Regions from separate parts of the Homo sapiens genome. Here regions 1, 2, 4 and 5 are each linked to region 3. Evidence: chromatin loops called from intact Hi-C (ENCODE). Cell type or tissue: CD4-positive, alpha-beta T cell. All regions are shown on one strand. Each heading gives the region's core, and the rest is flanking DNA. Links, peaks and the distances in the headings are about the cores only. Region 1 overlaps SERINC5 (serine incorporator 5). Region 2 overlaps SERINC5 (serine incorporator 5). Region 3 has its middle 8.9 kb from the start of THBS4-AS1. Region 4 overlaps SERINC5 (serine incorporator 5). Region 5 overlaps MSH3 (mutS homolog 3).

The links. Peaks named below come from ENCODE experiments on the same cell type or tissue, not always from the same donor. Only the 100,000 strongest peaks of a DNase experiment are listed, where the experiment ranks them.
Region 1: it touches region 3 in a loop (4-fold over the local background); 15 of 110 quality-filtered maps call a loop at or near these places.
Region 2: a loop joins it to region 3, with 8 times the contacts of the local background. A loop is called at or near these places in 13 of 110 quality-filtered maps.
Region 4: a loop joins it to region 3, with 2.3 times the contacts of the local background. A loop is called at or near these places in 16 of 110 quality-filtered maps.
Region 5: it touches region 3 in a loop (6-fold over the local background); 27 of 110 quality-filtered maps call a loop at or near these places.

Annotation. Positions count from the first base shown.
Region 1 is chr5:80,188,565-80,194,259 of GRCh38, forward strand. All of the region lies in intron 2 of SERINC5 (serine incorporator 5), which reads right to left. Among named protein-coding and RNA genes, the nearest start is that of SERINC5, 65 kb to the right of the region's middle. RefSeq lists enhancers at 3,201-3,772, 3,773-4,343, 4,916-5,486. In CD4-positive, alpha-beta T cell, for the core only: no CTCF peak of the experiment used is centred there; DNase peaks (open chromatin) are centred at 3,577 and 4,057; H3K4me3 peaks cover 3,765 bases; H3K27ac peaks cover 5,000 bases.
Region 2 is chr5:80,202,416-80,208,538 of GRCh38, forward strand. SERINC5 (serine incorporator 5) reads right to left here. Exons shown (of 12, transcript NM_001174072.3): 2 at 471-638. Among named protein-coding and RNA genes, the nearest start is that of SERINC5, 51 kb to the right of the region's middle. In CD4-positive, alpha-beta T cell, for the core only: no CTCF peak of the experiment used is centred there; a DNase peak (open chromatin) is centred at 2,756; H3K27ac peaks cover 1,756 bases.
Region 3 is chr5:80,089,477-80,095,599 of GRCh38, forward strand. No RefSeq gene overlaps it. Among named protein-coding and RNA genes, the nearest start is that of THBS4-AS1, 8.9 kb to the left of the region's middle. In CD4-positive, alpha-beta T cell, for the core only: a CTCF peak has its summit at 2,516; a DNase peak (open chromatin) is centred at 2,425; H3K27ac peaks cover 1,153 bases.
Region 4 is chr5:80,147,538-80,152,990 of GRCh38, forward strand. It overlaps SERINC5 (serine incorporator 5), which reads right to left. Exons shown (of 12, transcript NM_001174072.3): 9 at 3,345-3,411. Among named protein-coding and RNA genes, the nearest start is that of THBS4-AS1, 67 kb to the left of the region's middle. RefSeq lists an enhancer at 4,437-4,936. In CD4-positive, alpha-beta T cell, for the core only: no CTCF peak of the experiment used is centred there; a DNase peak (open chromatin) is centred at 3,384; H3K27ac peaks cover 2,475 bases.
Region 5 is chr5:80,669,423-80,674,422 of GRCh38, forward strand. MSH3 (mutS homolog 3) reads left to right here. Exons shown (of 24, transcript NM_002439.5): 4 at 675-887; 5 at 2,822-2,938; 6 at 3,319-3,436. Among named protein-coding and RNA genes, the nearest start is that of DHFR, 17 kb to the left of the region's middle. RefSeq lists an enhancer at 3,138-4,337. In CD4-positive, alpha-beta T cell, for the core only: CTCF peaks have their summits at 2,918 (motif pointing left) and 3,118; a DNase peak (open chromatin) is centred at 2,929.

The DNA.
Region 1 (5,695 bases), core at 569-5,568, 99 kb after region 3:
AATCTATTTGCATCTTCTTACATACTACATAGAATTCTAGGCTGGGCCCAGTGGCCCACACCTGTAATCTGAGCACTTTGAGAGGCCAAGGCAGGAGGATCACTTGAGCCCCGGAGTTCAAGACCAGCCTGGGCAGCACAGTGAGAGACCCCGTCTCTACAAAAAGTAAAAAAATTGGCCAGGCATAGTGGTGCACGCCTGTAGTCCCAGTTACTCAGGAGGCTGGGGTAGGAGCATCTCTTGAGCCCAAGAGTTTAGGAGACTGAGGTGGGAGGATCACTTCAGCCCAGAAGGTTGAGGCTGCAGTGAGCCATGATCGCGCCACTGCACTGCAGCCTAGCCAACACAGCAAAACCCTGTCTCAGAAAAATAGATAAAAATTTAGAATTCTACAATCTGATTGACTCTAATTTAGTTTGTTATCCTGCTGATAGGCATTTAGTTTTTTTCTGATTTTTTCTCACTATTATAAATAATGTACAATGGATATCATCCTTATTATGTGTATCTCTCTGTTCACATGTAAAGTGTTGAGAAGGACAGAAGCTAAAGTCAGCTTTATGACAGAAGTCATAAAGTTAGTACATTTAAAATTTGAACGGATACTGCCAAACTCTCCATAAGAAGGGTTTTGGAAACTCTGGAATTAGGGGTAATAGAGCAGAAGAGAGGAGGAGTGGAGGTGCCGGCAAGAGAGGCAGAGCTGGGGACACACCATCTCTCAGCCAGGTACTCCTGTGCTGCCCCGGCAAGGTCAACATGTCAATCTTCCAGATTCCTGAGGGCCTTTGTAAGCAATGCCCCTACAACCAAAGCCGGGAAGAGAGTGAATAGGACCCTCTGAGCCAAAGACACAAATCTATTTCTAACTCAAGACAACTTAAAACCACAGCTACGGAGGTCTGAACTTTCGTTTCGGCTAGAAAATACGGCTATGGCCCCACACAGAATACAGGGTCTAACAGAAGACACTGTGCTGCCCTGAGGTGAACACGGCTGATGGAAAGATATCTCTTGAACATAGAAATGTGAAATTTCTATAAAGAGAGGACTAAATGCTGAAACATGCAGGTCTTTCTATTCTAACCATTTAGAGAAAACACATGCTTATAGTCTAAGTGAGCCTCAAATCTGCTAGTTTCTTTTTTTTTCTTTTCTTTTAATAGAGAAGGGGTCTTGCTCTGTCCCTCAGGCTGGAGTGCAGTGGCACAATCATAGCTCACTGCAGCCTCAAACTCCTAGACGCAAGCCATCCTCCCACTTCAGCCTTCCCAGAAGCTGGGACTAGAGGTGCATGCCAACACATCCGCTACTTTTTTACTTTTTGTAGAGACAGGGTTTTAACTATGTTGCACAGGCTGGTCTCAAATTCCTGGCCTCACAAGATCCTCCCACTGCAGCATCCCCACACTGCTGGGATTATAGGTGGGAGCCACCTCACTCAGCCAAAATTAGCTTGCTTTCTTCTTAAATGTGTGGACCTGAACGCAGTGGTAATACATTATTTGCAAGTTCAACTATTTACATAACTGTCTCCCGTACTTTTTTTTTTTTTTTTTTTTTTTGAGACAGGGTCTCACTCAGTCACCCAGGCTAGAGTGCAATGGCACAATCTCGGCTCACTGCAACCTCCACCTCCCTGGCTCAAGCAATCCTCCCATCTCAGCCTCCTGGAGCAGCTAGGACTACAGGTGCACACCATGACACCTGACTAATTTTTGTATTTTTTGTAGAGACGGGGTTTCGTCATGTTGCCCAGGCTGGTCTCGAACTCTTGGCTCAAGTGATCCTCCCATCTTGGTCTGCCAAAGTGCTGGGATTACAGACATGAGCATATAATTTGTAAAAATCCAGTGAATTTAGAGTTTGCATGTATAATCTTCATTCCGTACTATATGTTACATGACATACACATGTATTACAGCCTAGAGTTTGAGCATCCACGCACTCATTCCCAACTACTATGTGCAGGTATTGCTCTAAACTAGGGGGATACGAGCTGTGAATAAAACAGTTTAAAAGTTCATGCTAAAAAGAGCTAACGTTCTACTAGTGAAATGCTGTATGCACAAAACTATGCTCTACTTGATGGATATTTGAAGTATTTTCATGGTTAATTCGGACTAGTCATGATGTTTGCCTTAGGCAGGACATTAGGACCTAATGTTCCCCAAAAGATAGGACTCTACACCAAACCTATAACCTCAAGATTTGAGAGCCCCATTACCTGTTCCCCAGTTCTAGTGATGGGAACCAGTACATGGCAGACATTTAAGTTTCCGGCCCCAGCATCTTTCTTATATCAGACCTGGAATTGAATGATGGTGCCCAGCAGCTGGGGAACTAGGGTGCCCAGACCCTCATTTTCTCCAACCCCACTTCTTCCTGGATCACCAAATGCTTGGTTTGGATTGTTAAAGTTTAGGAGAGGCCATTGTTTTTGACTCCTGCACTAGGCCCCAGCAGACCAGACCGAACCAAAATGAAGCCACTTGTACTAAGTGCCACTGAATTTGGGGGCCAGTTTTCTTTAAAAACAAAAACCAAAAAAAAAAACCACTGAAAGATTCTAGTCAATGTGAGTCTGCCTAATAAGGAAATCCTCTGTTTTAACCTTTTGTTCTGTTTCTGCTTTTTTTCAAGCCTTTTCTGCCTATAAAGACACCCTCCTCTGCTCAGCTAACTGGAACAGTCGTTCTACTTCACATTCTAGAATCACAAATAAAATCCAATTCAACTTTCCAACTAAATTTGTAATTTCGTCCTTTGACAGAATATATAAAAAGATGACTGGCTGGGCACAGTGGCTTACACCTATAATCCCAGCACTTTGGAAGGCTGAGGCAGGAGGATCGTTGCTTTGAGCCTAGGAGTTTGAGACCAGCCTGGGCAACATAGGGAGACTCCATCTCTACAAAAAAAAAAAAAAAAGAAAAAAAAAAAAGAAAAATTAGCCAGGCATCGTGGTGCACATCTATGGTCCCGGTTACTCAGCAGGCTGAAGCAGGGAATCACTTGAGCCCCAGAGGTTAAGCCTGCAGTGAGCCATGATCGTGCCACCACATTCCAGCCTGGGCAACAGGGCAAGGCCCTGTCTCTAAAAAAAAAAAAAGAAAGAAAAAAAAAAAGACTTTTTTTTTTTTAACTTGTAAACAATTTGCCATTTATTCCAAAATGCCATATAGACATAATTACTATTAAACATGTCATACTAATTTATTGCCACATTATTCTTACCTAGTCTACCCACTATGTGGTTCATACAGCCTAGTCAGTTACCTGCAACTTAAGCAAGAACTCTGGTACTCTGAGCACAATGTTCAGGTCACTGACGTTTCCCTTTTGAGAGAGATGGGAGAATAACTGCACATAACGCATATAAGACCATGGAGGGTCTAACACAGGAGTCAGCCAACGACAGCCAGTGGGTCAAATCCAGCTAGCCTCCTAGTTTTATTGGAACATAGCCACACTGGTTGGCTGGCCATGCCATTGGCTGGCATATTGTTTTGGCTGCTTTTGCACTACAAAGGCGAGAGCTGCTACAGAGACCACAGGGCCTCCAGTGTGTACTAGCTGGCTCTTTGTAAGAAAAGTCTGCCCCACCCCTGCGCTACTAGGAAGAATAGATGAGGAGTTGTGGCTAACTGTTAACTGCCTAAGTACAAATGCACATTTCAAAAGCAAGTGACAACTGGTGATAACTTACTCTACAAATCAAGAGCCAAAAGAGCAGCTCCTTTGGGCTGCGGTCCAGCTGTCCCAACCCTCCGCTCCTGCCTTCTCCCATGAGACTCTTCCCTTCCTCAGGGCTGTCCTCAAATGGAACTTGGGCCTTAAGTGAATCAAACTGTGTATCTCCCATATGTCATTTTTTTTTTTTTAGCAGAAAATAAAGTACCTTAATTTATCCACCCACAGAAAGTTTTTCAGATGGGGTGGGAAGGAATGGAGAGAGAATGTGTCTATGAGCTTCCAGCGCTCATCTCTGCGGCTCAGAAGCCATCAATAGCTCGAACAGAAAACGTCCTCACATCTGTCACACAAACACACCCCATGGAACCAAAAATAAACCCCACACTGATGAAAGCCAGCATGTCGAAAGATAATTTTAGATCTATTTGAAGACTGCAGAGACTGTCTCGCTGAAATTTTAAAACCACACCACCAGAATACCCAACCCCTTATGATTATGCTCAGCCCTGATGAGGAGGCAAAAACACTTCATTCCATTTTATAAACCTCCCAGGCACCTCAGCTCTGTCTCTAGAATGGGGAGAGAGCATTCCTGAGTTACCACGTGACTCCGAAGGTCAGCCGAGTCACATCTGAGCCAACACCACTGTCCAATATTCACTAATGGAGTTCACATATTTTTAGCTTTCAGACATACACAGTCTAGCATCACAGGCTCCTTCCAGACACACTTGCCAAACTGCTCTCTTTTCCCCTACCTGAGGGCCAGCTCTATGGGGACAATAACTGTGTGTTACTCAGTGTCTCTGAAATCCCCAGCACCTTTCAGAGTGCTCGCCACTTGCATCTGAAAGAATGACAGCTAGGCAATTTTTTAAACTTTTGAAGAATGAGCTCGGATTACAGTTTAATCAAGTCACAGAATCATCCTATTAAATTTCTATGCAGAGTAAGTATCAAGATTCAGCCATTCACAATATCTATGCATTGTTTCCTGTTCCCATCGCTCTGAGGCTACTTTTTCTTCCATTCTTCGTTGTGCCATTTCTCTGTTCTCTCCAGCCCCATGTTTATGATGGCTGACAATGCTCATTTCCAAAGCTTTTGTCTGTTCTATTTATCTGCAGGCTACTCCGAGGCCCTGTCTGTGGACAGTTGCTTAACAGACGCTTTAGATGACTACAGAAAAAAACGTGTTAGGAAAACTTTCATTCTCACATCTTATCATTCTCTCTCGTCCATAGCCAGACCAATCCTAAAAGAGATCCAGCTGACACCTGGTGCTCCCGCAAACGTGCAGGTAATGGATCCTCACAGACCAAGGACAGTATGTATTGTTTCCAATTTCCTGCCTCCTGGCAAGCTCATTATTACTGGACCAGGATCAAACCTCTTTGTCCTTGGTTCAGGCTCAAAAAAAGACTCTCAGCAGAATATCCATTAGTTCAAATTGCTGCCTCCAGTACAAAACGATTTCCCACCACTACTTCCCGACATCCACTTGTATGGGGAAGGATAAGGCCCAGCAATGACAGCTGAGGCATAGGAGGGTACAGGGACTCCTTGCTTTCTCTCACATGTTATCTCCGGATGAAATTTAGACCAAAAGATAAAACCGTTTGGAAACATATGTCTCCAGAGTCATCCTAACTTGGAGGGGAGGGAACTCAGAGGATTTAAGAGGCAAAACCTCAAAGCCAGCTCCCCAGAGGAAAATTCTAAAAGGTCATGGTGAGAATTTTCCCTCAGTTCTACAATGGGCTTGAGGTTCGATGGTCCCAACCCACTTTTAATCTCAAAAACTTCCTCCTTGATAACTTGACACATAAGGTACAACAGTACCATGAACTCAGTTGCTACGCAGAAAGAGAACTTTTGAAAAGCACTCCATCTCAGCTGGATTTTAAAAAAGCATTCCAGAATCAAAGAACTGGGTCAGCAATATTTTCTTGTTATTGTTAATTTGACACTTGTTCTGACACAAAAGCATATAAGCGGA
Region 2 (6,123 bases), core at 596-5,595, 110 kb after region 3:
TCCAATGATGGACAATGATAGACAATGGAGACTCAGGGGCTGTGGGGCTGGGAAGGGGGTGGATGATGAGAGGTTGCCTGGTGGGTACAACGTGTGTTATTCCCGGGATGGATGCACCGAAGGCCCTGACTTCACCACAAGGTAATATATCAACATAGCAAAATTGCACTTGTACCCCATTAATCTACACAAATGTTTTAAAATTTAAAAATTAAAACAAGAATTCTCCACCAAAAGCATCAGATAGAATCTACACTACTACTAAAGATCAAGCTGTTGATTGGTTTTCCTGTTTAGCCAGAAGGCATTGGATCCTGGAAAGCATAGAGCAGGCTTCAGGAAGGTTCAAGGAAACCAGGTATACCCCAAAACACATGGGGGTACATGGACCCCATCTTCTAAATCATGTTTTTCCCACACACCCTCATCAAACATCGGAAATAGGACGAGCTGAACACGGACAAACTTACGTGCTCTTTCATCTTGTGAGCCACGGTTGTTGACATCATGATGCAGCAGAGGACGACGACCAGAATGAAGTAGAGGGCGTACATGAAGCGGGTGCTGAGGGACTGCCGAATCCTGGGGCAGCAATCACAGCAGAGAGAGCAGCCTGCAGACCCACAGCAGCAGGCCAGCTAGAAAAGGAACAGAAGGCATCTGCTTAGAGCATGATACTGTGATAGAATAAGAAACATGGCCAGGCACTGTGGTACACATCTGGAGTCCCTGCTACTCGGGGGGCTGGAGGATCACTTGAGACTAGGATCGCTTGAGACCAGAGTTCAAGTTTAGCCTGGTCAACACAGCAAGAACCTGTCTCTAAATAAATATATATACACATATATATATATATGTGTATATATATTTATATATATTGAGACAGTCTATATCTAATGTATATTTTATATATACATATATACATACACACATGCACATATACACACACACACACATATATATATTTTTAATAAGGCCCAGTGCAGTGATTCACACCTTTAATCCCAGAGCTGTGGGAGATCAAGGTAAGAAGATTGCTTGAACCCAGGAGTTTGAGATCAGCCTGGGCAACACAGCAAGACCCCATCTCTTACAAAAAATTTTTTCTTTAATTAGCCAGGCATGGTGGCACAAACCTGTAGTCCCAGCTACTTGGGAGGCTATCTCCATGAAAAACATGACCAGGAAAAAAGAAAACAATCATATTAGGTTGGTGCAAAAGTAATTGTGGTTTTTGCCATTACTCTACATATATATATACAAAAATTTGGTCTGGTGCAAGGGCTTCTAAAACTTCTGGAATTTCCTGAGTGACAGAGGTTAACAGGAGAGTATTTCGTTACTAATGCTCTTTTCAGTCATACCAGAGCTTGTACTAATGAGGCAACTCTTCCTGGGTCCCTAGATAGCTTCAGGATGGAAGGCTGGCTATCAGTGGAACCAACCATGTGGTTTAGAGGGTCGGAACTTTCAGGAGCACACACCTGGGCAGGGACTGAAGACTGAGCTAATTACCAATAGCCCATGATTTAATCAGCCGCATGTACATAATAGTGCCTCCATAAAAACCCTAATCAATGGGATTCAGAGCTTCCAGTTTGGTGAACGCATCCATGTGCCTGGAGGGTGGTGCACCCAAACTCCAAGGGAACGATGCTCTGGCGCTCGGGACCCTTCCGGACAGTGCCCTGTGTACCTCTTCATCTGGCTGTTCATTTGTCTCCTTTATAATAAACTGGTAATCGCCAGTAAAGAGTTTTGGTGAGTTCTGTGATCCATTCTAGCCCATTATTGAACCTAAAGAGGGGATGCTGGGAACCCCTGATTCATAGCTGGTCAGTCAGAAGTATGGAAGGCCTAGATTTGCAATTGGCATCTGAAATGAGAAAAGTCTTGTGGAACCCAGCCCTTAACCTGTGAGGTCTGTGCGAACTCTAGGTAGTTAGTGTCAGAATTGAATTAAATTGTGGGATGCCCAGTTGGTGTCCTGTACTGAGTCACACCACTTTACCAACGTATTCACCCAGGTCTTCTGTAGGTCGACCTTCCAAGCTACAAGATGAACATTCTTCCCAGGTACCTTGACCATAGGACATGCAGGAACAGTTCGGTGTGTGAACAAAGCTTTCATCGGAATTGTTCTGGTGCTATCTTTAATGACAACCATCAATGGTTTGGGAGATGCCCAATTATTACACAGAAAAGGCACAGTTCATCTGAAGTATTATAATCGTGACTCTCAGACAAAAAGATTTCTACAATCAGCTAAGAGCAAGAGAAGAAGCCAAGAACTAGTAAACAAAGTGGGAAGAACATGAAAAACAAAAAGTTGGGCCCAAGAAAGTGAGGGAGAAGAAAAGGAAAAATCAGTTAGGCAGACAGTTAAGGCTAGTCCTCAGAGAAACAGACTGAAAAATCACAGCTACACATACAAATAAGAGTTGCCTGGGGAAAAACAAAACTGCAGCTGCACTGATAAGAAAGCAGGGCCCAGCATAGAAGCCTTTTGTTCTTTGTGTGATTAGCAGGCTCCCAGGGAAAAGTTTCCTCTCCTTCTCAGGCACATACACGGTGGGCTCCGTGGGAACTTGCACAGGGAGTGGGGAGGTGCTGGGGGAGGCTTACCTAAAACACAGTTACACAAATGAGGAGCTGCACTTTGTGTTTACCCAACACATGCCCGTGTCTGCACTGATAAGGAGAGTTACACAGACAGCTGCACAGATAAGGGAACTTAGGCAAACAGCTACAGAGATGAGGGGAGTTTCTCATAAAAGCTTTCAGACTCAACTGTAAAAACAGCGACTCACTCAGGTCCTCCTTTCCATTGCACAGAGCTTTCTTCGTTCACTCCAACTTCACCCTTGTGTTCATATTAATCCTTACTTTTCTTGGTCGTGAGACAACGGACTTGGATAACACCTCGGACAACATGACCATCAACCCTAGACGGTTTCAAAAGGAACCTGTCAAAATCCATGAGCCTAAGGATGAATGTACAAGCACCCAGGGTGCTGGGATGGGAAAGGCCTGCAGCCATACACCCTTGTAGGAAATAATGAGAGTATGTAACTTGAAGCTCAAAAGAAATGGGTGCCTTTTACACTGCATTTCTACCAGAGTTTCATGTCCCAAATGGTAAGCTTTTTGGGTTAATGAGTAGGACGTGGGCCCAGAGGAGCACAGAGCTCCTGCTATACCACTAACAGCATACACATCTTTTCTTTGGGATCTTTAATAAACCATAAGGTAATAGAGGATGGTGATTAAAAGCTCAGGCTCAAAGCTTGGCTGGGTTTGTGGCCTGGCTTTGCCACCTACTAGCTGTGAACTACAAGCAAGTTATTTATCCTTTAAAAACTCAAGACTTGGCCAGGCACGGTGGCTCACACCTGTAATCCCAGCACTTTAGGAGGCCAAGGCAGGCGGATCGTGAGGTCAGGAGATCAAGACCATGACCATCCTGGCCAACATGGTGAAACCTCGTCTCTACTAAATACAAAACAAAACAAAACAAAACAAAACAAAAAACAAAATATTAGCCGGGTGTGGTGGTGCACAAAAAAAAAAAAAAAAAAAACCTCAAGACTTCTCGTTTATAAAGTGGGGGTGGCAGAAGTACTACATGGTGTCTTGGATAACCTAATCAGACACAACTGGCACCAGAAAGGAGTCCCTGTTAAGCCAACAGGGCAATGCTACAAGAAATTACCATAAACTGCAGATTACAATAAAATCTGTATGTATTAACACTATACTCTATATAAACCTAAAGCCCAACAATTCAATCTTTTGATAATGATTTGGAAGGAAGTTTGAGACTCTGCAAGGCTTCAAAACAAGCATCAATTAGAATGCTACACCATAAACATCACTTACAATGAGCTACGATCACAGGTATATGGGTAAGACAACATACCATAATGGTATGACAGATCTTGGAATCACAGTCATTTCCCTAGTTATCTCATCTACTTCATGAGACTGTCATTGTTTGAGCCCTGTGTCATTCTCTACTGTTTCATCACTACAAATTTTTCCTAACCAACTCTCTCCATCTTACGTCCGATTTTCCAAGCCAGCTTCCTCCAGATTCTTCTTGACTCACAAAACTAAGCCACTGCTTTGTAAAAGAAGACATTCTACTCGGGCTGAGATAAGAGAATACACAAGTGGTATCCTAACATTACTGCATGTGTGGGTGTTTTATGGGCCACTTTCCTTTACAATTCCTTCACTGATGTTCTCAATCTCTGATTTTACTGACCTCTTTCCACTCACATGCCCCAATTTTAAACACATACACATACAACTGTCCCCTCCCCACTGCTTTAGCTGGCTTTTCTCTGGGTCCTGCCTCCTGAACCCTTTCCTAACTGCCTCCTTCACTGATTGCTTTTTTTTTTTTTTTTTTTAAGAGACAGAGTTTCATTGTGTTACACAGACTGGCCTCAAACTCCTGGGCTCAAGTAATGCTCCTGCCTCAGCCTTAGCTGGGACTACAAGCACAGGACACCATGATACCATGCCTGGCTGGTTGCTAACTCTCTGTTACCCTGTGGTCTTAGATAACTTCTCACTATATATATATATATATTTTTTAGACGGAGTCTCACTCAGTCGCCCAGGCTGGAGTGCAGTGGCACGATCTTGGCTCACTGCAAGCTCCGCCTCCTGGGTTCACACCATTCTCCTGCCTCAGCCTCCCGAGTAGCTGGGACTACAGGCGCCCGCCACCACGCCTGGCTAATTTTTTGTATTTTTAGTAGAAATGGGGTTTCACTGTGTTAGCCAGGATGGTCTCAATCTCCTGACCTTGTAATCCGCCGTCTCGGCCTCCCATAAAGTGCTGGGATTACAGGTGTAAGCCATGGTGCCCAGCAACCTCTCACTGTATTTCAAGTTCAAATGTGATCAACAAAATACTTATTCTATTTGGGAAAATAAGTATTTTGGAAACAGTTAATGCCTCCCACAATAAAACATTCCCACAGCTGAATCAACATTTAAACTTACTATTATCTCCACAGAGGGAAAAATAAACAGATACAAACATCACTGTGAGCCTAATTGGAACTGATCATCTAAAGGCAGACAAATAGCAACAGAAGGGACATGATTGTGGAAAATGTAAAAAGAAAGCCCTATTGGTTTAACCCTATTCTGTCATTAAAGTCATATGCCATTGTATGGATCTGATTTTCCAAATTTCATTTTCACTCTTACTCTATACAGTGCTATGGTATTACAAATATACATATGTACATATATATGTGTCTATATGTATGTGTACCTATACACACACATTCCAAATATTAGAATGGACTAGCCTTTCTTACTAGCCCAAAAGTGATTTATCAAAGTAAACTATGCTAATAATTAAGGTTCGAGCACATTATCTTAAGCTACACATTGATATATATACCAGGTGGAAATTCAAAACAGCATCCGTAAAAGAAACATTTATGTTAGCATCTAGGGAAATCTCACAGCCCTGCTGACTGAACACGTGTTTCTGGAGGAGCATACCTTTGAATAAAATGGGTTCACATCCAGCCCCTGCCACCTACAGGGTTAAGACACTGAGCATGTCACTCACTTTCAAAACTGGAAAAATCAATTCCTGGCTGGAACTACTGGTGCTTTCACAAGCTTGGAGAGAAGTGCCAGGGTTTCGTTACCCCTGGCTCCAAGAGGGCATAAAGCTTTTACTGAAAAAGTTACAGCATATAAAAAACAAATAAATATAGAATATACAACGCCAAGAGGGAATGCTAATGTAAACCATGGACTTTAGGTGGTAGTGATGTGTCAAGGTAGGTTCATCGATTCTAACAAATGTACCAGTCTGGTGGGAGGAGCTGATAATGGGGGAGGCCGTGCAAGTGGGGAGGGGAGGTATATGGGAACTCTCTGTATCTTCCTCTTAATTGTGCTGTGAACCTAAAACTGCTCTAAAAAAAAAAAAAAACCTAAGCCTATTTTTTAAAAATATAAATAAATAAATGAACAAAACAGTGCCTGCCCCCCCAAACGACTCAGTAAATGGATGTTGGCTGAATAATGTATGGTGAAGTCACAGTGGCAACACTCCTCACGCACAGTGGCTGGCAATCTCCTCCA
Region 3 (6,123 bases), core at 575-5,574:
AACATGTCTGCTTATCTGGAGGGCTGGGGTGAATGAGACGTCCAGAATGAAAGCTCTCCTATTCTGACTGCGCCACCTGACTGAGAAGTAACTTTAGCTTATTTCCTTGGCTCATCATAAAAGAACGAAAAGTATTTTCCTCACATTGTCTACCTCCTCAACTATGGAGTGGACATGCATCCACGCCTTCAACTCAGGTCTTTGAGAAAAACAACTTTATTTCCCAAATTTCACCTTGTTTTTCTTCTGAGAACTTATTGTGCCAAACTCAAGAGAAACATAACCTCAGTCTTTCTTGGGGTTCCCATTCTTCTTCCAGAATCAAGACTCTAGGATGTCTTCTCAGAACCAAGGTGTTTGGGGAGGGGGACATCTATCCACACAGATTCCTTCTAACGTGACCATAGTCAGCACCCACCCCCCATACTCTAACAGACCACACTGGGGACCTCAAATCTGTGTGAACCTTTGCAGCCATTCCTTTACTGGCCCCTTACCTATGGACTGCAGAAAGCTCCCACAGGCCTCCCTTCCTTCTCTCTCAGCATGGGAGAATCCTTCTCAAGTATGAGGAGGGAAGCCTTATTCTCCCTTTTGCTTTTGGCCAAGAAATCTTATCCATTCCCGGTGTTCCTTCACTTACGCCCTGCTATGACTTGAATGTGCCCCCTGAAGTTCATGTGTTGGAAACTTAATCCCTAATACAACACTTTTGAAAATTAAGGCCTAGTGGGAGGTGTTTAATTCATGAGGGCAGAGCCCTTGTGAATGGATTAATGTCAGTTATAAAAGACCTTGAGGCTGTGAGTTCCATTTCTTGCTCTCTTATACTCTCTGCCCCTCCATCTTCCACCAGGGGATGACACAGCACAAAGGTCTTTACCAGATACCAGCACTTGATCTATCTTGGACTTCCCAACCTCCCATGTAAAATAAATTTCCTTTCTTTGTAAGTCACCCCATCTATGGTATTCTGTTATAGCAATACAAAATGGACTAAGACACTCCCACAAACCCCAGACTTCGACTATGGGCTTAGCTCTGGGTACACAAAAACTAGAACAGTTTGCAAGCTGGCTCTGACTCACACCACCACAGCCTCACTGAAATAGTGGGCCCAGAGTCCACTCTGCCAGAATGGGAGGACTGGGGCAAAGGGAAATATGAAAAGGAAATGGGTCAATATCTCAAAGTGCTACCACAACATATTGTGAACAACTTCAATAGCTAATTTTAAAAAATTCTTTTTTAGAAATGAGGTCTCACTATGTTACCCAGGCTGGTCTCACACTCCTGGGCTCAAGCAATCCTCCCACCTCAGCCTCCCAAAGTGCTGGGATTACAGGCATGAGCCACCACACGTGGCCTCCTACTGTTTAGATTTGTTCCTAAAAGATGCCTATGTTTAAACCAGGCCAGATCACTCACCCTAGAAATTCCACAAATAACCAATGAGCTGATGGCTCCAGGCAGACGGGTGGCTGAGCCCAGTTCCCATCCTGGCCTGGAGGAGGAGACCTAGGAAGTCACAGCTTAGGATACACTGGGGCGGGCGGGAAGGTTTGCTTTTATCCATCATCCAAGCTGTGATTCAGCGCATAAGTCTCCCTTTCATTAAGTTTAACTTGTTGAGTAACATTAAATTTATATACTGCAAAGCACAATAGAATTTCACTGCTGTGAACATACGCGTTCACAAGCATCATCCAACTAAGTGTGAGCATCTGCTGCCTCATTGGGGGTATTTACTAGTCATTCATTATTTATTTATTTATTTATTTTTGAGACGGAACCTTGCTCTGTCGCCCAGGCTGGAGTGCAGTGGTGTGATCTCGGCTCACTGCAAGCTCCGCCCCCCGGGTTCACACCATTCTCCTGTCTCAGCCTCCCGAGTAGCTGGGACGACGGGCACTCGCCACCACTCCCGGCTATTTTTTTTTGTATTTTTAGTAGAGACGAGGTTTCACCGTGTTAGCCAGGATGGTCTCGATCTCCTGACCTTGTGATCCGCCCATCTCGGCCTCCCAAAGTGCTGGGATTACAGGCGTGAGCCACCGCGCCCGGCCTAGTTATTTATTTTGCAGCACCTATTAGAGTAAACAGTAGCAGATATCTAATGTCTAAGAAAAATTTATGGAAGGAAGATTTGAACGAAAAATTTTCTCCATTAGCATATTTTTAAGGAGTTTTCCTCACAACAATTCCATCCCACTCCTACCCCTCCTACCAGAATTCTGAGGATCAGGGCTTGAGAACTAACATCTCCAAAGTCCCAGTAGCTCTGTGGTTTTCTACAGGCTCCTGGAGGATAAGGACCGTGCCATGTTTATCTCACCCTCCACCTCTCAATAAAGTACAAATTTGTGGAATTGGCGAGGCCAAGAGGCCTCAAATTCTTGTATCTTTCATATCATCCACTAGGGGGCAGCAATCCTCTAAAAATAGCCCCTAAACCAGCCACTTTTTTAGCTAAAAGATGACTAAATTTCATTAAAAGTAGAATAACAAACGCCTGTAATCCCAGCACTTTGGCAGGCCGAGGCGGGCGGATCACGAGGTCCGGAGACCGAGACCATCCTGGCCAACACGGTGAAACCCCATCCCTACTAAAAATACAAAAATTAGCTGGGTGCGGTGGCTTGCGCCTGTAGTCCCAGCTACTCTGGAGGCTGAGGCAGGAGAATCGCTTGAACCCGGGGAGCGGAGGTTGCAGTGAGCTGAGACCGCGCCACTGCACTCCAGCCTGGGCAACAGAGCAAGTATGTGTCTCAGGAAAAAAAAAAAAAAAAAAAAGAATAACAACAACTACAATTTATTAAACACTTACTCTGCTCCTAGCACTATGTTATATGCTAATAGTTCAGGGCTTAAGAACAATTTTATTGGCCAGGAGTGGTGTCTCATGCCTGAAATCTTACCACTTTGGGAAGGTGAGGCAGGAGGATCGCCTCAGCTCAGGAATTTGAGACCAGCCTGGGCAACATAGTGAGACCTATCTCTACTGAGAATGTTTTAATAATTCGTCAGGCATGGTGGTGTGCACTGTAGTCCCAGCTACTTGGGAGGCTGAGATGGGAGGATTACTTGAGCCTGAGTGGACAGGCTGCAGTGAGCTATGATTGCACCCCTGCCCTTCAGCCTGGGTGACAGAGCAAGACCCTGTCTAAAAAAAAAGAACTCTTATTTATCAAAACGAACATCTCAACAAAAAGCAACAACCACCACATAGGAAGGAAACCACCACCTAAACGTGAATTATTGCAACTTAGTCTCTGAACGAACACTGAAGCCTCGCTTTCTTTTAGGTATTGCTTCGCAAAGACTTCTGCCTTGTCCCTCAGCCTAAATTCACAGGATAGAGTCTTCTCCATGAGCAAAGCAAAGAGCCATTCATCTATCCACTCATCATTCACTCATTCTTCAGACACACACTGAGCAATTACTACATACCAGGCACTGTGCTAGATACTGGGAGGGATTTTAAAAGTACACAAAGCCAGTCCATTTTAGTCCAGGCCTCTGTATGACTGAAAGCCTTTGTCTTACTATTAATAATACTGATCATAACTGCAAAATTATAGTGTAGTTTAGAATTAAATGAACCTGGCCGGGCGCAGTGGCTCAAGCCTGTGATCCCAGCACTTTAGGAGGTGGAGGCGGGCAGATCACTTGAGGTTAGGAGTTTGAGACCAGCCTGGGCAACATGGCAAAACCCATCTCTACTAAAAATACAAAAATTAGCCACGTGTGGTGGCATGCACCTGTAGTCCCAGCTACTTGGGAAGCTGAGACAGGAGAATCACTTGAACCTTGGATGCAGAGGTTGCAGTAAGATTGTGCCACTGCACTCCAGCCTGGGCAGCAGAGGGGGATTCCATCTCAAAAAAAAAAGAATTAAATGCACCTCAAAGCCAACCACTAGATTCTCTCGCTCTGTTTAGAAGACATTTGTTTGTTGTAAGAACCCAGACTTAATCCTGAGAGGTTTTAGCGGGGTCTAAAGAGAGCCTCGTCCTAAACATCCCTGCCAGGAAGAACACTTCCAGGGAGCAGGGGGCAGGCAGCTTCCTGGCCCAGGACAGTCTGCATGACCTAAATTACTTGAGTCAAAAATTCTTTGGGCCATATAGTGTTTTGGTGGTTGCTGTTGGGTTTTCTATTTGCTAACTTGAGCAAACATTTAAAATTTGAGTGTTTTTAGACAAAAACCTGGATTTCCAACTTCTCTTTAAAAAGTCAAAAGCTCCAGCCTCCATCTGCATTCACGCACAGGAACCTTGAAAAGGGCCTGTGTTGTCCATGCACCGCAGTGTCCACACATGTAAGTTTCTACCTGACTCTGTAAGTGATCGAGTATGAGAGTCCGTACTTGGGATTTCCCAGGTACCCTGTGCGGCCTGCAGGGGATATGGAGAAGGTTGGGACTCAACCCCTCTTGTGGCAGGCCAGGTCTCACGAATAGCTAAACAGGCAGGCCTCCATGACAACTGTTTCAGCACTGACTGAGTGCTTAGGTTAAACATTAAAGGCTGCAAGAGCCAGTGTCCTTACACAAAGGCTGGAATGTGACAAAAGCCACCAAGAGTCTTGCCTAGGCCTTTCCTGGGCCTTGAAGCATGACAAGATAACAAAGAAATTCTTACATTCCTCGTACCCACGTTTAGGATTAAACACGTTTTATTAGGGGTCAGCAAAGAACTCCCCAGACCGCCATAACTCAGCGGGAGGCAAGATAAGGGTAATCACCCCCAGCACCTGGACCCATCTAGATTAAATAAACTTACTGAGGCTCCGGAGGAAGGTCTCCAGGACTCAGATCTTAGTTATGGATTACAGGGAATCAGTCACTTGTGTCTTTTGATGAATCCACACTTACATGTAGACATATAGCTTCATATAAGCACTGGAAAACTTTGTAAATATGAGTCGGTCTGGTGATATTTTCCTGGCCTTCTGCCTGTACCGGGTTACAGAAATAAACTCTCTTCTTTCCCAGTTTATCTGCATCTCATTACTGGGCCATGAGAACAAGCAGCCCAACCCTCAGTTCAGTCTGGGAACACTCTGGCTAACAACCTGTTAGGGGTTGTCACCACTGCCTGGAGAGGATAGGGGTACACTGGGGGCCAGCCGACAGGAGCTGAGGTCTCAGGTAGAAGATTCCTACCTTATCAATAGATGGAAAGAGATTCAAACCCAGCATCACTGACTCTGGTTCCAAAATCTGAAATTCTTTTATAGCGACAGCACACATTCACCAGGTATGCAGAGAAGAGTTAACAGCAGGTCCGAGATGGCTGCTGATCTTTAGTTAGAAAGGCCTAATTGCAAAGTTGGCCCTTGGCTGGTATCTGAGCACTTGGCTTTCCAGAGTGTTCCCACCATTTCTGAAACTGATAAGAGTGGTTCACCATGTCTTGACTGTACAGTGTGGTTTATGCTGAGCATCTGCTTTCTTTCTGGGAGTTGGAATTTTGGTACATGGTAGGGAGAAGGTGCCTACAAGACGAGACCCTAATAAAAACCCTGGGTGTTGAGTCTCTAATGAGCTTCCCTTGTGGCCAACATTTCATATCCCTTGTCACAACTCATTGCTGGGGAAATTAAGCACATATTATGTGACTTCCACCTGGAGAAGACTCTTGGTAGCTTGCCCCCCTGGTTTTCTCTGGACTTGGCCCCATACACTTTTCTTTCTTTTTTTTTTTTGGTGCTGATTTTGCCCTGTATCCTTTCACTGTAATAAATTATAACTGTAAGAATAACTAGATGCTGAGTTATGCTTCAGCCAATCACTAGATTCTATTTAGAGGGCATTTGTTTATTTGAAGAACTCAGACTTACTTAATCCTGAGAGTTTTTACCTGGGTCCAAAGAGAGCCTTGTTCTAAACATCCCTGTCTAGAAAGCCTCCGATGAGACTTTCTAGCAAACCACTTAAATGTAGTGGTCTTGGAGACCCCGAAACATCAGTCAACTATCTCCAACAACTGAAAGAGGCTTTGGGCTTACAAAGTGCAAAGAATAATTGAGGTGCTAGGTCATCACAGGCATCACTAATGAGAAAATAATGGAAAACAGGGGCCTAAAAGTTGAGGCCAATCACCACAAAACACCTGCAGA
Region 4 (5,453 bases), core at 454-5,453, 58 kb after region 3:
CTTTACCCTTCCTGGGTAACTGCCATGGAATGGCTGATCATGGCAGGGGTAAAGGCCGTGCCTTTATGGCTCCTAGGGTTAGGGAGGCTTTGTCCAGCTGCACTGTCCTTCAACTTCACCCTCTGCCCAATTTTGCCTCCCCTTCCCCTTCTCCCTCCCACATGTGCTGACTTTTAATAAATATCCCACGCAACAAACTGCCTCAGCCTCTGCTTCTGGAGAACTCAATGTGAAACCCAATGAACGTGACAAGAGCCCCACTCTCCTGGTGCTCCCTTCTCGTGCTTTGCTTTCAATGTTATTTCATTAAACCCTCTTTGACCTTTGCATTGGGCTTATTATTATCCTGTGTACAGCTGAGGAAACTGAGGTCAGGCAGGTTAACTGGCCAAAGTCACCAAACTAGCTTAGTGACAGAGCTGGAACAGACGAATGCAGGATGGGGACACCAAGATCCATGATTCACAATAGGTAACACGTGGTATCTAGGAGCTTGGCGAAGCTGGTAGGATCTGAAATAGTAAAGTGAAGGAATCTGGAAGCAGCCTACCCATGTTTCCTATCAAAATCAAGCTGTTGCACGGGCCGTGGGCAGGGATGGAGGGAATGCTTGCCTTTGAAGCATCTCTGGTACCTTGCGTATTTTTTATTCTTTTTTTTTTTTTTTTTTGAGATGGAGATTTGCTCTTATTGCCCAGGCTGGAGTGCAATGGCACGATCTCGGCTCACTGCAACCTCTGCCTCCTGGGTTCAAGCAATTATCCTGCCTCAGCCTCCCAAGTAGCTGGGATTACAGGCATGTGCCACCATGCCTGGCTAATTTTGTATTTTTAGTAGAGACGGGGTTTTTCCATGTTGGTCAGGCTGGTCTCGAACTCCAGGCCTCAGGTGATCCACCCACCTCGGCCTCCCAAAGTGCTGGGATTACAGCCGTGAGCCACTGCACCCGGCCATTATTTCTTACCTACTCAAAACAATAAACTTAATTTTAAAAAATCAGGTTATGTATAGTCCCAGCTATTTGGGAGACTGAGGGAGGAAGACTGCTTAAGCCCATGAGTTTGATGCTGCAGTAAGCTGTGATCCCACCACTGCACTCCAGCCTGGGTGACAGAGTGAGGCCCTGTCTCAAAAAAAAAAAAGCAAAGAAAAAAAGTATGTGATTTCAGAAGGACTCTGGTAAACAGAGTACTAAGACAGCCTGGGAAGTGCAGGGCCCTTAGCACTTTGTGGCTGAAGATATTTCAACTACAAAGAACAGAGAGCCAAGGATAAGAATATGAGAGCTTGAGCCTTCATCTCATTTGTGTATCAAGGCCAAGCCCTTGTTTCCCTGCTTGGCAAGGAAACCTTTAACGGAGGTATTAGCCTTAACAGGAGCTTGGATTAAGTGCCATGGTCTAAAAACCACTAATTCATTCAGTGGGCCCAAGACACGGTATGCTGAGGTCTTAGTTATTTTGAAGTTCAAGTTACCATAAGAAACTATGAACTCTCACTTTCAAAGTTGTATCCTGTGAAATGTGACGCAGGAGAGCAAACCAACTTCCATCCCGCATGCTCTCCAGTTCAGAAGGAAACACTCGGACATTTTCCCTTGGACTGAGAAGAAAAACATCCTCTCTTAAATCTAACTTGGAGACTTGCTGTTCTTTGAGCTTGAACTCTGTACACAATAGGGACATTGAAACCATAACCATGCAACCTCAGCAGGTGGTCACCTAGTCAATGGTGAGAATAAACACCCCTTCTACAGACCATTCTCTTCTCTATAATAGGCAGTAACCTATTCAAACTCAGCACAATTTTCTCCTTTAGGCAACAGAAAGAGTTGGTGAATGATGTTGGCAGATGACAGCCCTTCATAATGGCTCACTATATCCAGGTCAGGTGCAAGAGAGACCAACCCCAGACACCCAGCTGCAGAGTAAAATGCCCATATCTAGACAGACACCAGGGCTTTTCCATCCACGGAAAGCTATTAAAACGCAGGCAGTGGCCAGAAACCAGCTGCCCGCAGTCAGCAGCAAGGACCAGGGTTCAGCAGCTCAGCTCCTGGGCAGCAGTGGTCAAGAACACAGATCCTGGGGCCAGAGTACACGGTTTATATTCTGGCAAATCAAAACCTGTGAGGCTTAAATGACTTAACTCTTCTGGTTTTCCCCTCTGTAAAATGGAGGTAATAGCACGTCACTGGGTTTTTATGAGGATTAAGTGAAATCACATAGGAAGAACTTAGAACAGTGCCTGGGACATAGCAAGTGCTGTAAGTCTTAGCCATCTTTGGAACCCCTGGTTCTTTTCGTTCTTGGGTCACAGCTGAGTCCTTCCCTGGCTGCCTCCATCTGATTAGACCTTGCTGTTGTTGGTAGATGAGAGCCCCAGAAAGACTCTTGCACAATTAAGAAAATAACAGACATTTTGTTGACTGATAGGCATCTGCTGAACACCTTGAGGCTTTGGATGTGCAGGCAACCAATGTATGTATTGTCCATAACACTCTACCTGACAAAACGCCCACCTGATGGAACTGACAAATGAGTTAATGTATCTACAACGTTCAACAGCGTCAGGCAGAGCAGATATGGTTCCTTCCCTTTCCTCTCTCCTTTCTTCCAAACAGCTATTACATAATCTCACAGCCACGCTGTGTATGGAGGGCACAGACAAGTATGAAACAGGTGGGTGGATCAGAAGTTAAAATAAAACCCACCAAGACTCCACTACGGCAAGGGAAGAGCGCAGGGTGCAGCCTGACAAGGTTACCTGAGCCTCTGGTTGGGGGTGAGCGGCAGGATGCCACCCAAGAGGCCAGCTTTCTTACAGAAAATCAAGAATGGACTGATTCATTTTAATCCCATAGCATACAAAGGAAAGCAGGAAAGCATTTATTTTTCTTTTTTATTTTATTTTTTTGAGTCAAAGTGTCACTCTATTGCCCAGGCTGGAGTGCAGTGGTATGACCTTGGCTCACTGCAACCTCTGCCACCAGGGTTCAAGTGATTCTCGCGTCTCAGCCTCCCAAGTAGCTGGGACTACAGGTGTGAGCAACCATGCCTGGCTAATTTTTGTATTTTTAGTAGAGATGGGGTTTCACCATGTTGGCCAGGCTGGTCTTGAACTCCTGACCTCAGGTGATCCACCCGCCTCGGACTCCCAAAGTGCTGGGATTACAGGCGTGAGCCACCACACCCGGCCAGCATTTATTTTTCTATACAAAAATCTTTCCTCAGCAGAAAAACAGGATCACGGAATGCAGACTGATAAAGACACAAACACAAAAGGCCCTCCTGAGAAATGGATCTTCTGAGATGAAGCAGGACAGGAAAAGGAAATGAACTTACCTCCAATTCAGGAGCTGCGTATCGCCCCTGCAGAGCGTCAGAACTCGATCTTGTTGTTGATGTCAAACTAAGAAACAGACAAAAACGTCAGCTGGGCATATTAACACATTACAACACATGGAATGAAGGGGAAAGCCGGCTGGCCAGTGCTCCGACGAGAGCCTCAATGTAACCTACCGTTCAGGAGACTTAAATCAAAGCAATCTATTTTAATACCTCTCCTTATTCCAAAATTGGCTGGCTTATTCTATAGTTGATATCATTTTACATGGATTGCATTAGATCATTTTATGCAAAGAAGGTTGTAGGTAGAGAAGTAAGATATCTTGGTTTTCAGTATTGCTTTTTGCCTCTCCTCCCTCAAATGCTACAATAGTTTTCTAATTTCAGTTTATCTTTCCCTCCCTTTGACTAGTCTTGCTTAGAGGGAATCAAAAGCAACGAGCCCAGAGATGGCAACAGAAAGCAAGGGCATGAAAGCAAAAGTCGCAGTTATTTACTGTGATAGCCTATAGTAGAACAAGGCTTGCTGTTTGGAAGAGTAGCAGTCGAGGTAATAAAAAATTCTGCCACTTCCCTGAGACCTAGAAAGGTAAAATGTTAGACAAATTGCCTTGCATGGGGCAAAATAATTTATTTTTCCTGAAAACAAAAACAGGCCAGAAGTGGTGGCTCATGCCTGTAATACTCTGAGAGGAAGGGGTGGAAGGATCACTTGAGGCCAGGAGTTTGAGAAGAGCCTGAGCAACATAGCAAGACCTCATCTCTACAAAACAAAAACACAGAACATTTTAAGCAAATATATACAATACTTAGGGTTCCAGCTAACTTTACAGATTGATTTAGCAAATATTTACTGAAGGCCACTATGTGTCAGGCCCGATTCTAAGCACTGGGGACTCAGTGACACAGGCAACAATCCTGCCGTCATGTAGCTTCTGTGCTGGCCTGACATGGGCGGGCGTGTTGGTGCTCAAGAAGCTGGTCTGCTCATGGAAAGGTGGGGACACACACTCATCTCAATCCAGCGAACCCCATGAGGCAACACTGCGCAGTCTCATCCTCTTTCCCAAGGAGAGAGATCAATGAGACAGAGATAAACAATAAAAAGCTTTCTCATACAGAAGCCCACTGAGATCCAAGTTCACTGTTTCTTTTGTGGTCCACTCAAGTACAACAGCATCACTTTCATTTCTGCTTTGAACTGATGCATGCTAATCCAGGCCCATGCCACTCCACCTCCTGACTGTGTGCCTGGTCAGAGGAAGACAGAAACATCTCCCAATGACTGCGCACCCAAGGAACACAACACCTAATCCGACATTTAAGAGTGGCCCGGCTGGGTGTGGTGGCTCACACCTGTAATCTCAGCACTTTGGGAGGCTGTGGCAGGTAGATCGCTTGAGCCCAGGAGTTCGAGACCAGCTTGGACAACTTGGCAAAACCCTGTCGCTACAAAAAATACAAAAATTAGCCAGGTGTGGTGGCACATGTCTGCAGTCCCAGCTACTGGGGAGGCTGAAGCAGGAGAATAAATTGAGCCTGGGAGGTTGTAGTGAGCATGATCACACCAGTGCACTTCAGCCTGAGTGACAGAAGGACCCTGTCTCAAAAAAAAAAAAAAAAGAGTGGCACATATCCTGTGCATACAAGTTTTGATTTAGTACAGTGTATAGTTTTCACAGGGGAAAAGATAAGTTTTTAATTTTAAGAAGAGATCACTATCTGAAATTTTCATTTGAAAGGTTAACATTCATTATTTATGAGGCTCAGAATAGGCCAGGTGCAGTGGTTCACGCCTGTAATCCCAGCACTTTGGGAGGCCAAGGCGGGTGGATCCCTTGAGGTCAGGAGTTCCAGACCAGCCTGGCCAACATGGCAAAACCCCATCTATAGTAAAAATACAAAAATTAGCCAGGTGTGGTGGCCGGCAGCTGTAATCCCAGCTGCTCAGGGGGCTGAGGCAGGAAAATTGCTTGACACTCAGGAGGCAGAGGTTGCAGTGAGCTGAGATCACGCTACTGTACTCTAGCCTGGGCGAGAAAGTGAGACTCTGTCTCAAAAAGAAAAACAAAGCCTCAGAGTAAATATTCTACTCTATAAATTCTT
Region 5 (5,000 bases), core at 1-5,000, 580 kb after region 3:
ATTAAGTCTAATAAGCGAGGAATTTTCCCTAAGCTGTGAATTGGAATTAATTATGGTTCCTCACAGAAAGGTAAGAATAGTAGGAGTACTAATGTTGAAAATGTGGCCTTGTGCTGTAAATTTTTTAACAGCTCTTTCTCATGTTTCTTTACCAAGAGAATCATGGTTCTTTCTTTCTATAAGAATTTATAGAATGTGCTGTCTTTTACAGTGTGCTTGGAAGTATAAAACATTAAGTGCAGCTTTATCTGTTGGCATGCTTTGCTCAAAGTGGTTTTGCCCTACTCCTGAGAGAGAGCCAGATTTGTCCCCATTGGCCTTTTGTGCATTACACACCTTAGAATAAATAATAAAAAGAAAATAAGTGTTAATAATAATAGATTTAATGAAATCAAATTTAAAAACAAGTATGTAAAACATTAAGATATTTAGACTTTCAAAATTTGCATAAAAATTCTATGATAGCTTACTTGGTTCATAATTTTTTTTAACCTTCTACTTTGAAAATATTTGTAACCTATGGATAGTTTGCCGGAATGCTACAATGTGCTTCTATAAACTTTTCATCTAGATTCACTAAGTGTTAGCTTTTTGCCAGATTTGCATTTTCCGTCTCTGGGAACTTATTATTGTGGTTAATATTTTTAAAACTTTATACATCTTTTGGTTGCCAGGACACAACACTTTTTGATCTCAGTCAGTTTGGATCATCAAATACAAGTCATGAAAATTTACAGAAAACTGCTTCCAAATCAGCTAACAAACGGTCCAAAAGCATCTATACGCCGCTAGAATTACAATACATAGAAATGAAGCAGCAGCACAAAGATGCAGTTTTGTGTGTGGAATGTGGATATAAGTATAGATTCTTTGGGGAAGATGCAGAGGTAAGTCGTCTTTTCAGGCACTATTTTATATTTTTCTTGTCTAGCCTTAGATATTTTTCAGTATTTTTGTTTCATTTTCTGACCTTATATAAAAGCTGATTTGATCAATCACCTTTTAAAAAATACTGTTATGTAAAGTAAAAACTAAAAATGAACACAAGAAACTTGGTGGGAACCAGACTTGGTGGGAAAAAGTGAGGGGTCTCTATTGGAATGTTAGCGCTTATTCTCCGTGGTACTAGGCCAGTACTTTTTATCCATCCAAAGTTAATTGGATGAGTCAATTAGTGAATAAACCGTAATCATGTAAATATGTTTTCTAATGAAGACTCAAGCAAGAAAACATTTTTGAGATGTATAGAAGTTCCTCTGTTTACTCTTAATTTATGAATTTTCATAGCCAGGAACAAAGTTAAGTCTCAATGGAAGAACACGTGAACTTTACCAGCTACCACCAGAAGTTGTTTGAAGTTTTACAGATCTCTTTGGGTGTCAGTCAACTTGGTGTCTTAGTCTAAATTGGGATTGTGCCAGGTGTGGTGGCTCATGCTTATAATCCCAGCACTTCGGGAAGCTGAGGTGGGTGGATCACTTGAGGTCAGGAGTTTGAGACCAGCCTGGCCAACATGGTGAAACCGCATCTCTACTAAAAATATTAAAAAAATTAGCCCGGTGTGGTGGTGCATGCCTTTAGTCCCAGCTCCTCAGGAGGCTGAGGCAGGAGAGTCGCTTGAACCCGGGAGATGGAGGTTGCAGTGAGCCGAGATCCTGCCATTGCACTCTAGCCTGGGCGGCACAGCAAGACTCTGTCTCAAAAAAAAAAAAAAATTGGGATTGTATTTAATGTTGAAATATTTATTATAGGCCCTAGTCAAGAAGGTTGAAAGTGAAATTTGAACATTTCATAGGCAAACTTAGGGAAAGTATTGCAGATGACACCTTTGTTGGAAGTCATGAATGCTTGTGATGATTCTATAGTTTGGGACCTGGTTGGATTGTACACTAGAGAGTGATGAGGTAGCATGTCTGTGCTTCTTGGATGGGAAGTAAAGACTTGGCCAACTTTTTTTCTTCAAGTTTCCTAAATCCTCTGTGGCAGGCAAGCAGCGTTCTCAAAGTCAGATGCATTATGCAATGTTCTGTGATATTAAATTAGGCTCTGAGATAATGTCACCATGTTTTCTGAGGGCAGGAACAAATATGTAGTTGTCATCCCCTAGGCGAAGGAGAGAAACTGTCTAGGTTAAACGGTAAATTCAGACCTGACCACGGTAAAGGCTGATGTTTTTCTGCCCTTCTGTGAGGGACTAATAGAGTTCAGAGAAGGGGTGAGGTTGGGGAGCGAGAGTGTTAGAATTAGAGTTCCATGGCTTCAGTGGGCAATATCTAAGCCATGGTGCTTTCTAGAGGAAATCAGGGAATCACATGGTGCTTCATGGTTCTATATTTCTATCAGTCGTGCATCATTAATTAGTTAGCCAGCCTGGGGTTTCTCTTTTTACTTTTTCAATGATTTCTCTGTCCGGATGGGTTCATCATTTCTGCATACTCTGTAGTGTCTTCTAAATGTCAGTCATTTGCACATGCCATGTAGCAAATTCTTACTCTTTTACAGTCTCATGATCTCTGTATTGGATAGTCTTTGTGTAGGGAAAGCTCTAAGGATGTAGAAGACCTGTCATATTTTTCTGAGTCTTTTATAGATACAGATGTTGATACTGAAGTTAGGTCACTGGAACTGCCCAAAATACATTAAACCATAGGCTTCTATACAGGGAACATTTTTTTAAACTTTTTATTGACATAGTACACATTTAGATTAAGTGTACAAATCCTAAATGTATACCTTGATTAATTTTTAATAAAGTGAACCAACATCACATAGGGAATCTTAAAATATAAATTTATTGATATTTTCTTTTTTCATTTTTTAGATTGCAGCCCGAGAGCTCAATATTTATTGCCATTTAGATCACAACTTTATGACAGCAAGTATACCTACTCACAGACTGTTTGTTCATGTACGCCGCCTGGTGGCAAAAGGATATAAGGTCAGCTTTGGCTTTAACTTGTGGGGAAAGGAAATTGGGATTCTCCTCCAGAGAGTGCAAACGTGTTTTGTAAGGTGGTAGGTAGGCTTCAATTGGTTTAGAATTTTGCATTTTACAGAACTGAAAGTGTTTCATAATTATTAGTATTATGTATTTATGAGTTTTTAACATATTGTTAGATATTTAGGGTAAATTTTTAAACTCTATGATAGTGTTTCTTAGCAAATTATCCACCCTTGTCAACTCCTTTAAACCCTACATCTGAACGTTGTGGACTGATTATTTTAACCATTTCAGAATTGACGTTTAAACATTTCGAAATGAGTTTTTACAAGTCATTTTTTATCCTTTGATAGCAATATTTCTTATTTTTGTTGAAGGTGGGAGTTGTGAAGCAAACTGAAACTGCAGCATTAAAGGCCATTGGAGACAACAGAAGTTCACTCTTTTCCCGGAAATTGACTGCCCTTTATACAAAATCTACACTTATTGGAGAAGATATCCTTTTTGGACGGGAGTTTTTCTCTTAAATGATACAAGGGCTTTGTTGGCAGGTTTTGTTTGTTTGTTTGTTTGTTTTTTAGTTGCTCTTTGGGAACTTTTTAGATGAGCTGAGAGGCATTAAGGTGAACCCTTGATTAGGTGTGCTATTCAAGAGGGAAGTAGTGGCTGGAAACAAGCATCTTTTCACATGTCATAGTAGAAGGCAAGTTCATCATACTTCAAGAGCAAGAAAAAAAGCAACCCTAATAAAAGACGATGTCAGGTTAGTATCTGATTTGAAATTATATCTTCCTTAGCCCATTTGTGGGAAGTAGTTAGGTGCTTAGGGCCTACAAGCTCCTCAGGGTCTTTCCAAAGTGAGACCTAAAAAGTAACTTATTGAAGCCAGGCGCTGTGGCTCATGCCTTTAATCCCAGCACTTTGGGAGACTGAAGTGGGCAGATTGCTTGAGCCCAGGAGTTTGAGACCAGCCTGGACAACATGGCAAAACCCCATCTCCACAAAAATACAAAAAATTAGCTGGGCATGTTGGCACTTGCCCGTAGTCCCAGCTACTTGGGTGGCTGAGGTGGGACAATCACGTCAGCCTAGGAAGTAGAGGCTGCAGTGAGCCGTGATCATGCCACTGCATTCCAGCCTGGGTGACAGGAGTGAGACCCTGTCTCAAACAAACAAACAAACAAACAAACCAAAAATTCAAAATGTGAAAAGAGAACTGGCTGAAGTCAGAATTAAGACAGAGTTAAATGCCTATAAAATATAGTGGTAGCCCGTCTTCATTAATTGTTAACTTTATAAAAATTTTATTACTTTTGAAAATGGGCTGTGGGTGAAGTTTTCTCACTTGGTAAGAATTTTCAATGTGCATAATGATTGCCCCTAAATTTACGGTCATTTATAAATGCAGTGTGTTATTTGATGCCAAATAATTTCAAAAGCAAAATTGTCAGTTTCAAAAGCCAAATAATTATATGTAAAATTAGACCAGGGTGCATTTAAAAAAAATTACTATGGGGGTGGAATCAGTTCTCTGATAATGGAAGAATGGAGAGATAAGAAGGCCTTAAATGATACTGTGTGAAAGTATTATTTCTGTTATGGTTTATTACAGATCTGCTTATTTCTCAGCTCATCTAATTCTAAGGACTGTTTTGTTCCATGAATACTATAAATAGGGAACAGCTATCACTCAAAATGGGCTCCAAACTATTAACAGCCTTGTGTTGTTCTAAGCTGATCAGGCTGTAAGAACCTGGTATTTTTATTTTTTCTTTTGCTAAAGCTTGAGTCTGTTATTTGAAGCCCATTTCTAGTACAGTCCCCCTCCCTGCTTTTCCTTTGCTGCTTTTATGGGTCCTATGTCCTGATGTCCAAAGATATGTCCAGACTTTGCCCCAAATCAGCTTTCATCCCTGAGATTTAGTTAATGGACTCATTTTATACACACATACACAGACATACATGCACATATAATGTATATATGTTTCTGTTTTCTCATGTCTTTAAAAAATTGTCTTGCTATATCTGGGAGCTTTTAGGTACATTAAAAAAGGAAAAT